2 separate regions of the Homo sapiens genome follow, and region 2 is linked to region 1. A link is an interaction called in ENCODE POLR2A ChIA-PET data of the cell type or tissue named here. Cell type or tissue: OCI-LY7. All regions are shown on one strand. Each heading gives the region's core, and the rest is flanking DNA. Links, peaks and the distances in the headings are about the cores only. Region 1 holds the start of MIR6746 (microRNA 6746). Region 2 overlaps INCENP (inner centromere protein).

Region 1 (5,362 bases), core at 100-5,099:
GGCAGGGGGAGGAGAGAATGGAGAATTAGTGTTTAATGGGGACAGAGTTTCAGTTGGGGAAGGTGAAAAGGTTCTGGAGCTGGATGATGGTGATGGTTGGACAACACTGTGCATGCACTTAATACCACTGAGCTGGACACCTAAAAATGCTTACAATGGTAAATTTCATGTATATTTTACTACAATTTTTAAAAAATTGGCTGGGCGTGGTGGCTTATGCCTGTAATCCCAACACTTTGGGAGGCCAAGGCGGGAGGATTGCTTGAGCTCAGGAGTTCAACACCAGCCTGGGCAATATGGTGAAACCCCGACTCTACGAAATATACAAAAATTAGCCTGGTGTGGTGGCTTGCACCTCTAATCCCACCTACTCAGTAGGCTAAGGCACAAGAATCTCTTGAACCTGGGAGGTGGAGGTTGCAGTAAGCCGAGATCATGCCACTGCAACCCAGTCTGGGCGACAGAGCAAGACTCTGTCTCAAAAAATAAAAGATAAATAAAAAAATTAGAGGCCAGGTGTGGCTCACACCTGTACTCTCAACACTTTGGGAGGCTGAGGTGGGAGGATCGCTTGAAGTCAGGCATTTAAGACATGCCTAGGCAACATAGTGAGACCTTGACTCTACAAAAAAATTCAAAAGTTAATGAGACATGGTGGCATGTGCCTGTAGTCCTAGCTGCTGGGGAGGCTGAGGTGGGAGGATCACTTACGACCAGGATTTCAAGGCTGCAGTGAGCTGTGATTGCATCACTGCACTCCAGCCTGGTGACAGAGTGAGGCCCTGTCTCAAAAAAATTTTTCAGTGTTTTTCTGGGCTGGGCGTGGTGGCTCATTCCTGTAATTCCAGCACTTTGGGAGGCTGAGGTGGGTGGATTGCTTGAGCCCAGGAGTTTAAGACCAGCTGGGCAACATGGCAAACCTCATCTCTACAAAAAATAAAAATAAAAAATTAGCTGGGCATGGTGGTGCACACCTGTACTAACAGCTACGAGAGAGGCTAAGGTGGGAGGATCACCTGAGCCCGGGAGGTTGAGGCTGCAGTGAGCCATGATTGCACCACTGCACTCTAGCCTGGGCGATACAGCAAGACCCTATCTCAAAAAAAAAAAAAAAAAAAAAAAAAAAAAACACCCAGTGGGGTCAGTAGAACCCCAAGAGTCTTCTTCCCTCCCAGCTCCCCTGTACACCAGCCCCAGCTCTGCAGGTAGCTGGGGGCCCAGACAGCTTCCTGGGGACCCCCAGCCTTCCCTCTGCCCTTTTTTCTACCAGTTTTGCTGCCCCTCCTTCAAGACTCATGTCCAGAGGGGGTGAGATCTGCACTTATACAGCCCCCTCCTCTGTAATGAGTGAGCCAAGTCAGCCCAGGTTATTCCAGAAGGGGCACCCTACCAGCCCCCCAGTCCCCAAGCTGCCCTGGGCCTATAAAAGCAGGCAAGGGGACCCCTAGTAGATCATGTAGGTGTTACCTCTTAGTGGGTGCTGGAGGGGCCTGAAGTGCTTTCTTCCCCCAGGGTGGTAGGAGAATGTCCTGGCAGTGACTTCAGGGCCCGCTGTCACTTCCGTTTTAAGACTCACCAGCTGGTAGGCTCATTAGCAAGAGGACAATAGGAGGCCCCTGTCCTCAGTCAGCTTTCTTCAAAGGTGTTTCCTTTAGCAACTGGGAGGCCTCCCTTCTCCAGACCCATGGGGACAACACCACCCAGCTACTGGTTCTATAAGCTGCTGTATGGCTCTGGCTAGCCCATTCAGAGAAAGCCTCTGAAAGTACAAGGAAAAAAATCAGTCCAAGAGCTGTGAACAATTAGTGAGCCGATTACAATACCAAGACCACAGGCAGACCTGGAAGGCTAAGTGAGCCCAGGTGTGAAGTTCAAGCTTACTTTACTTCTGGGCCACTTCCTGGCTGGTCTCTTTCCCTGGCCCTTATCTTTCTCCTGGTCTGTCTTCTCTTCTCACCCCCTTTCTTTACTCTTTCTTCCTTCTCCTGCATCGTACTCCACCCCCACTCCAGCTATTACACAGAATCGCGAGAATGTTGGATTATTCATTTTATTTATGATGTTTTCTTTTTTGTAAAAATAGAGACAAGGTCTCACTATGTGGCCCAGGCTGGTCTTGAACTCCTGGCCTCAAGCAATCCTCGTGCCTTGGCCTCTTACAGTGCTGGGATTACAGATGTGAGCCACCATGCCTGGCCCATTTTATTTACTTTAAAAAAAAAATTAGGCTGGGCGCGGTGGCTCACACCTATAATTCCAGCACTTTGGGAGGCCAAGGTGGGCAGATCAACTGAGGTCAGGAGTTAAAGACCAGCTTGGCCACCTGGGGTCAGGAGTTTGAGACCAGCTACTCCGGAGGCTGAGACCGGAGAATTGCTTGAACCCAGGAGGTAGAGGTTGCAATGAACTGAGATCATGCCATTGCATGCCAGCCTGGGCAACAGAGCAAGACTGTCTCAAAAAAAAAAAAAATTATGTTTTGTGCTCCTGCTTCCTGCTTTGTAAGTCAAATCAGTTTAACTGTTCAAGTGTCTTCCTTGCAAACCCCCAAGGACTCAATGTGTGTCGCCCTTGACTGATCCCCCCGCCCCGTGACCCAGTGGTCCTCAGTTCCAGGTTTTCCCACCTACCCTTCACCCACTGCTTATGTTTATAAAAACGGGGTAAATCAAATGTTCGTGACCCAGATCTTATTCTACATGCAGTGGAAACTTGTATGACTTAAGCTTTTTGGAAAAGCAGAACCTTTTTTCGTGGTTCAAGAAATCAAAGTCTTCCCGGGAGGTCTTTCTGTAAATCCAGAGCTGCAGATGTTTGACCGTGTTCAGAGAGGGGCCCTTGTGCTGGGTGAAGTGGATGGGGCACAGCAGGCAATGGGTGAAAAGCAGGACAACCTGGGGCCCTGGGAGGACCAGGGAGGGCCCATGTCTTTGACTGTTCATCAGCCGGCTGACTTCCTGTCCGCCTGTCGTCTGCTCTGCCCATCCATCCGTAGTCCTTCCGCCTGTCTCTGCTGGTTGCCGCTGTGCTACTCAGCTGTGTCTGTCTGTCCGCCTGACTGTCTGCTCTCCTTCAGGATGCCTTCCGTGCCTTCCATCAAGATCTCAATTTTGTGCGCAAGTTCCTACAGCCCCTGTTGATTGGAGAGCTGGCTCCGGAAGAACCCAGCCAGGATGGACCCCTGAATGTGAGCCAGAGCCCTAGGAGAGGCTCAGCCCCTGAGGGAGGGGGATGGCTGGAGGGCTGGGAGACATTGCCACATGGCCAGGAGCAGCTCCCTCGGCATTCGCCCAAGGGGATGCAGAGCCAGGGCTGAGCCTGCCCTCCCCTCCCAGGGGGCAGGCAGTTGAAAGTGAAGCTGTAGGGATGCCCTGAGAAGTCCAGGGCTCCAGATCTGGTTTAGCCAGGCACCCGTTTGGATCCCGAGGCAAGCTCCCTCCCTGTTGTCGCCCAGTGTCCCCATCAAAAGGAGGATTTTGATGAACTGATTTCTCTCCTGGCTGTAGCGTCTTACCCACCCCATACCTTTTGGGAGGGAGAGGAGGCTTCACCACCAGCCAGTGCTCCAGCTCACACCCCGGGCTGGGTACTCTTGTCACTTCATTCCTCTTTGCCCACACCCCTTGGGCCTGGCGATGGGAGGAGCGGCTGGGGCTCCAGGAGAATGGGGGTGGGGAGGAATTTCTTCCTTGGCTGATCGGCCCCTCTGCTATGGCAGGCGCAGCTGGTCGAGGACTTCCGAGCCCTGCACCAGGCAGCCGAGGACATGAAGCTGTTTGATGCCAGTCCCACCTTCTTTGCTTTCCTACTGGGCCACATCCTGGCCATGGAGGTGCTGGCCTGGCTCCTTATCTACCTCCTGGGTCCTGGCTGGGTGCCCAGTGCCCTGGCCGCCTTCATCCTGGCCATCTCTCAGGTGACCCCAGTTCTGTGTTGCAGCCACCTTAACTGCCCAACAGACGTGGGCCCCCATGCATCTGGGCATTGTGAACATATTTGCTAAATGAATGAATGGACCTATGAAAGGATGAATGGATGAATAAACAGATGAATGAGTGAACAGTCTGAAGGCCCATCAGGCATGTCTGTGGGTCAAGCTGCATTCCAGATGAGCCAAGAAGTTCCTTCTTGAACAGATTCCGATCAAGCACAGGGCCACTGAGCCAGAGGCTGCTGCCCTGCAGCTTCATGACACTTACGAGCCCCTCCACCTCCCTGGGACTCAGTTCTCATCTGTAAAAAGAGGACACTGGCCCACAAGGGTCTTGAAATGGAGCATTAGCACGGGGGTACCCTGCAAGCTGAAAGGATTCACTGGGGCCCCAGGCCCTGGCGGGCTCCGTCCTTCCCAACAGCTTCTGACCCTGCCTCTCTCCCCAGGCTCAGTCCTGGTGTCTGCAGCATGACCTGGGCCATGCCTCCATCTTCAAGAAGTCCTGGTGGAACCACGTGGCCCAGAAGTTCGTGATGGGGCAGCTAAAGGTGAGGGTGGGGTGGGTGGTCAGCCAGGTGCTGGGTGGCGCTGGGTCTGCCCAAGTGTGTGGGCACAGTCGGGGGCACAGCCTGCCCTGAGAGCCCCCTCCTCCTCCACAGGGCTTCTCCGCCCACTGGTGGAACTTCCGCCACTTCCAGCACCACGCCAAGCCCAACATCTTCCACAAAGACCCAGACGTGACGGTGGCGCCCGTCTTCCTCCTGGGGGAGTCATCCGTCGAGGTGGGTGGGGAGGGACGTGGACAACCTCTGGCTGGGCCTGCAGCTGAGGGGGAGCTAATGCACTGGGTCCCCACTCTGCCCCTGACCTAGCCCCTGATCTGGCCTCCACTCTGGCTGGGCCAAGCTCTGCCCCCGTGTCTTTCCTTCCCACCTCCCAACCTGCTGGGGACGACCAGCCCGCTTGCTAGAATCTAGAGTTGCCTTTGACCCTTGGCCCCAGCCAGCCCCGTGACCTTGCCCGGGAGAAGGAGGTGGCCTGGAGAGCTGCTGTCTCCAGCCGCCGCCTGTCTCCACAGTATGGCAAGAAGAAACGCAGATACCTACCCTACAACCAGCAGCACCTGTACTTCTTCCTGAGTGAGTGTCCATCTGTCCTTCTGGGGTGGGGGAGTGCCTGGGCCTGCACTGTCCTCCCTGCTGTCCTGGACCACTCCCAGCCACTTCCTGGGGCGGGGCACGTCTGTCAGGTCTCCCTGGTCATGGCATCCTCCCAGCCTCTGCAGTCTGTACACACTCTCCCAGCAGCATGCCTTTGCCCCAGCTGTCTCCCGTGCCTGGGACACCTTGCAGCCACGGGCCATCACAGCCCTGCTGGGAGCTTCCCCAAGCCCCACGTAGAATTTCTTCTTGCCCTCACTAGAGTGGT
Region 2 (5,362 bases), core at 102-5,101, 260 kb before region 1:
CCGCTTACAATGTTAGTGCATCTACAGGTGCTGTCAGCTACGCAGGGAAGGGGCTACAGCGGGTGAGTGCTAGGTGGGGCGAGGTTACCGACAGGAAAAGGCTTTACTTACGACGAAGCTGCACTGTGGAGGAGACAAGGGAAAAGGCAAGAGTTAATGCCAGGCCGGGGAGCATCCTGCCGGGCAGGCCACATGCCCAGCTGTGCCAGCAAGCCTGCGTGGGGCCTGCCCTCCTGCCAGCAGCACCCCCACCGCCTCTCCTGTCACCCAACCCTCACCCCAGTGGTGGAGGTGTCCACAAGTACCTCTCACCTTAACTACACAGATCCCCAGGGCTCACATTGAGCCGGCCAAGCCTCCAGGCTGTAGTCCAGAGCCCACAAGGTCAAGTGCAGGACAGTGCCCTCAGAGGTCAAGACAGCCGGTGGCCACAGAGGCTTCAACCGGCCCCTAACAGTGCCAGGCCACACTTGCCTCCGCCCAGGCTCACACTACTCCCAGTATCTTACAGGACAGACTGGACCTTCAGCCACACTGCCCAGCTCCCACAAAGCCCGGCCTGGGCACAGGCCCCTCACCTTGGGGTCCATGCGCAGGGGAGTGTTGCGCTTAATAAAGGACTTCATGACGCTGCGTGGGGCTGAGGTCGGGGTCATGAGCATCTGGTTCCTCTGCACTGTGTGCAGAAAGGTCCGGAGGGGCCGTACCACCTGCAGACGAGGACCAGGGTCAGAAGTGGGCAGGCGGGGCAGGGTACTGAAGGGGGTCAGGGCTCCAGGAGAGGGCAGGTGCCTGGCTCACCTTGCTGGCTGGGCAGGGTGAGGAAGGGGTCTTGCTCCTGGGGGGCTGCAGCTCCTCATCCTCCAGGTGCTGCTCCTCGTCCAGCTCACTCACGGCCTGCTTGTAGCTGCGCTTCCTCCTGCCAAGGCGCGGGCGGCGGCATCACAGGGCAGCCCGCCACAGCCCAGCCACACCCCATCAAAAGTCACCCCGGTGAACAATACCGGGCCCAGGCCACAGGCCTCTAGACTGAAAGAGGCTGCAGAGCCTAAGCAACCCTCTGCTGCCCACTCAGAGGAAGGGAGGTGAACAGTCCAAGGTCACATGGCCAGGAGACCACACTAAGACGGGGTCAACAATCGGGTCGCCCTATTCCCAGGTTTGCGCTCATCCACAGCATGGAGCTGCCTCCTTGGTTAAGTCACAACACCAGGCCACACCCCAGCAGAGAGGCTCTGAAGCCCCTGAGCACACATCCACCTTCCCTGAGCAAGGACACAAGGCCACATCCTCCAGGGCCCTCAGAGTTACCTACACACCCCTTCCCGGATGCAAACCTGGCACTCTGCGGTGGCTCTCTGGGTCCATCTGCTTGGTCCGTCTTGGCCTCTGTGAAGACAGCAATTTCAGCAAGGCTGCAGAAACGATGGCGGCGGCAGGGTGGGAATGGGGGTGTAGGGGGAAGGGGTCCTTGGGCAGCAGCCTTGGCAGTGGGCAAGGCTCCCTTCCTGGCAGCTCCGGGGTGGCCAAACGCAGACATATCAGCCTTAACCCTGACTAGCCTTGAGGAATCTACAAGCACTTTGGGAGGCCAAGGTGGGCGGATCCTTGAGGTCAGGAGTTCAGCACCAGCCTGGCCAACATAGTGAAACCCGGCCTCTACTAAAAATACAAATCTACAGATGCCAGGGCCTGGCTACCCCCAGCTCACGAACACCTCCCCGCGAGTGCCTGGCTCTATGATAGGCAAGGCAGGGCGGGACGGTCCTGTCGAGGCGGCAGCCCCAGACGTGCCCCACCCACCTCTGACACGAAGAACAGTGTGTGGACGCCTTGTAGAAGCAGGAGCTCCAAGCCCCTTGCACAGCTTCTAAATTCCACCCCTCCTGGGCCATGCAGCTGGTGTGGCCCTGACAGCAGGAGGGGGCAGCTCCCGCTGCAGGGTCAACATGGAGGGTGTAGGGTCAGTATTGTTTTGTTTCACTGCTAGGAGAAGGTGCACCTTACTCCAAAAGTTCCTCACAGCAGCCCTTGGGGCTGCAGGGCTGGCATGACCATTGTCCCTGACCACGTCGTAAAGAGGAGGAGGCCGTGTTCAAGATCTCACAGCTACAGTGCACTTTCCACCAGAGAGAGGCACCCTTCTCAGGGAGATGTGAGCAGGACCCTGGGACACTCCCAAACCCACTGCTCTCCAGCCCTCTTTAGACAAGGATGGACATACAAAGGTCAGAAAGGAGCTGGCGGGGGAGGCAAAGCAGGAGGCCAGGTGGGGTGTTCAATCCCCAGCCCACAGCTCTTCCCACTGGCCCCTGGAGTCAAGGTCAAGGCCTTGACCTGGCCTCTTCATATCCATACCCCGATGCAGCCCCTTCCTCTGCTTCCTGTCCCAACCAGCCACAGCCCCCCATGCTGCACTCAGTGACAGCTCCAGCCCAACGGTGGGAGGTGAAGTCTACAGACTCAAAAGGGATCTCTGCACCCCCAGGTTTAATTTCTCTTTAGCCTACTGGCCCAGAAAATGGGGCTTCCTTATCCCCAGAGAGAAGGTCAGGCCGAGGCCGCCAAGGCCCGCTGTGGCTCCGGGCACTGCACACGGCAGGTCAGGAAGCCTCACCTTGCTGCCCTGCAGAGGGTGTTTCCGGGCTGCTGGCTGCAGGCTTCGGGTTGGGTGTGCTGTTGGCAATCTCCGTGTCATTGTGGGGCCACGAGTTATTTCCATTGTTCTCAGGGACCTGTGGAAAGAACCAAGGCTTTAGGGGTCTTGACCTGGAACCCAAGGCCCAGGATGGCCGTAGTGCAGAGCGGGAGCCCCAGAGGTGAGTCCTCCCTTCCCCAGGCAGCCGTCTTACCTCTGGCTCAGCTGCCGCCACAGGCTCAGCCTCCTCGGGGGGTTCCTTCTGCTCAGAACTGAAAACAGAAGAGGGACTCTGAGGGGACTGCCCAGCTAGTCCAAGCCCTCCCCCTAGGGAGTCCCTCTACCATTCCAGGGATGGGGACCCAAGAGGTCAACACAAGGTGCCCTGGCCAGGGCCACGAACCCACAGCCCCCTGTAGGATAGGAGGATGGCAGCTCCCGGCAATGGCTCCATGGACAGACGAGGGATGTCAGCTTCAGAATGTGGCTTCATCTCCCTGGCACCCCACCACAGAGCTGTCTCAGGATGTGAGCCCTGTCCTCAGCTCCGCCTCCACCTCTTGGGCCCAGGTGAGCTGCATCTCTTTTGTGGTCTGTTCTCTATTCACCATGGGGCTGGCAAGGCCAGCAGGTCTGCCCTGTCACCCTGTTTCCCCGTCCCAAGAACAAACCCTCTGCTCTGCAGCAAGGAGGGAGGGGGCTGGTTTTAGTGATGGCAGGACACGGCCTCCAGGAAAAGGAGTCTGTGTCCTGGCCCGAAGCAGCACTGGGTGTAATCCTGGAGCACTCCTATCCTACCCCAGCCAGTTTGAATGTAGCTCTTCCTGGCAGCCCCGCCTCACCCCCAACCTCTGGAGCCCACGCCCCAGGGTCAGGTCTAGCCAGGCAACCAGCAACGCTGACGGGTGCTGCAAGGAGACCAGGTGGCCAACACCCACATCACTCACTGCCTGGTCAGACAGGGAAAACGGGGCAGCTCCTGGGCGGTCAAGGCTCAGTGGGGAAGACTCAGCCCAGGAATTGCTTCCAGCCCTGGTGCTCACCTTGGCTCCCTGTCCTGGTATGCCCTGCCTACCTCCGAAGCCCTGGAACTGAACTCACCCAACTTTCTGGGGCACCTCAACATTCAGGAGCCTCTCCAGGTAACTGTGACCTGAGGGGGAAAAGAAAGGCACAAAAGATCTCATCAGAGACCACACAGGTCCCACTCTAAGGGGTCCAGGGGACCGGGTTCCAGCAAGGGCCTGGCCACTGCTCCCATCACTAGCCGTGGAGCCCCCACCATGCCCAGGACCCTCCCCTCAGCACTCATACTAGTGTCCTTATCGGAGCTGCTGGCTTCATGTCCCCGGCTGCTTCCCAGATGGTCTTCCCATGCCCATCTGAGAGCACGGCTGGGCACCTTCACTGGGCTGGGAATATCTCGAGAAGAGGGACAATGTTTGCTGCAGCTCCAGGCCCCAAACTCCCAGCATGGGGCCCAACACAAAGCAGCTTATTCTGTCAACAAATATTCATCAAGTGTCTACAGTGTACTGGGACCTGGGCCAGGCCCCAGGACCCCAATGGTGAGCAAAACAGAACCACCATCTGGTCTAGATAACAATCATCAAATAGTCCTATCAACAACACCAGCATGGGCAATGGTGGAACAGAGCAGAGAAATTTTTTTTCTTTTTTTTGAGACGGAGTCTTGCTCTGTTGCCCAGGCTGGTGTGTAGTGGAACAATCTCAGCTCACTGCAACCACTGCCTCCTGGGTTCAAGCGACTTCCGGCTAATTTTTGTATTTTTAATAGAGACAGGGTTTCACCATGTTGGCCAGTCTGGTCTCGAACTCCTGACCTCAAGTGATCCACCCGCCTCGGCCTCCCAAAGTGCTGGGATTACAGGCGTGAGCCACTGCGCCTGGTCCAGAGCAGAGAATTTTAAAAGCCTATGATGGGGGGACCTGAGCTGGCCTGGAGGAGTTTACAAAGGAGGAGGATGTCCAGGCCAGTGGTTCTCAGCTTGCATCCTCTGACCCTTGGACGTCCTTGAGACCCATGGGGGATCCACGAGGTCGTAACTAATCATGATACTAAAATTATGATACTAAAATGTTACTTTCCCTTTCACTATGTTGACATTTGCCCTGATGGCACAAAAGCAATGAGGAACTAGCTGCTGAAGCCTCAGCCCCAGTCAAGGCCAGAGCATCAAACACTATCCTCGGACCACACACTCACGGGAAGGAGAGATGTCCAGTTTCACTGAGGAATGTCCTTGATGAAGGTGTAAAAAGTACTAATTTTTTTTCTTTTTTTGAGACAGACTCTCACTCTGTCACTCAGGCTGAATGCAGTGGCGCAATCTCAGCTCACTGCAACCTCCACCTCATGGGTTCAAGGGATTCTGGTGCCTCAGCCTCCCAAGTAGCTGGAATTACAGGCATGTACCATCACACCCAGCTAATTTTTTATATTTTTAGTAGAGATAGGGTTTCGCTATGTTGGCCAGGCTGGTCTTGAACTCGTCCTCAAGTGAACCACCTGCCTCAGCCTCCCAAAGTGCTGGGATTACAGGCGTGAGCCACTGCGCCTGCAAAAGTCCTAATTTTACTAAATCTAAACTCAAGTACATGCCATTCTACTCTTCTGTGTGCTGAGGTGGGAAGTGTGCACAATGCCTGTTGCTGCAAACCCAACTCTCTGTGAAAAGCGCTCGTCTCTAAGCTGCCAGCTGC

What was found. Peaks named below come from ENCODE experiments on the same cell type or tissue, not always from the same donor. Only the 100,000 strongest peaks of a DNase experiment are listed, where the experiment ranks them.
Region 2: POLR2A ChIA-PET joins it to region 1 with 5 read pairs; 3 of 35 experiments call an interaction of 5 or more read pairs at or near these places.

Annotation. Positions count from the first base shown.
Region 1 is chr11:61,877,866-61,883,227 of GRCh38, reverse strand. It overlaps FADS3 (fatty acid desaturase 3), which reads left to right. Exons shown (of 12, transcript NM_021727.5): 2 at 3,077-3,187; 3 at 3,719-3,916; 4 at 4,381-4,482; 5 at 4,594-4,716; 6 at 5,013-5,073. It overlaps MIR6746 (microRNA 6746), which reads left to right and starts at 4,950; the gene lies at 4,950-5,012. RefSeq lists an enhancer at 3,352-4,061. In OCI-LY7, for the core only: no CTCF peak of the experiment used is centred there; DNase peaks (open chromatin) are centred at 1,587, 2,547 and 2,977; H3K4me3 peaks cover 3,497 bases; H3K27ac peaks cover 3,898 bases.
Region 2 is chr11:62,136,261-62,141,622 of GRCh38, reverse strand. It overlaps INCENP (inner centromere protein), which reads right to left. Exons shown (of 19, transcript NM_001040694.2): 5 at 3,740-3,791; 6 at 2,853-2,910; 7 at 2,618-2,735; 8 at 1,338-1,389; 9 at 802-919; 10 at 579-710; 11 at 112-123. Among named protein-coding and RNA genes, the nearest start is that of INCENP, 15 kb to the right of the region's middle. In OCI-LY7, for the core only: no CTCF peak of the experiment used is centred there; no DNase peak of the experiment used is centred there.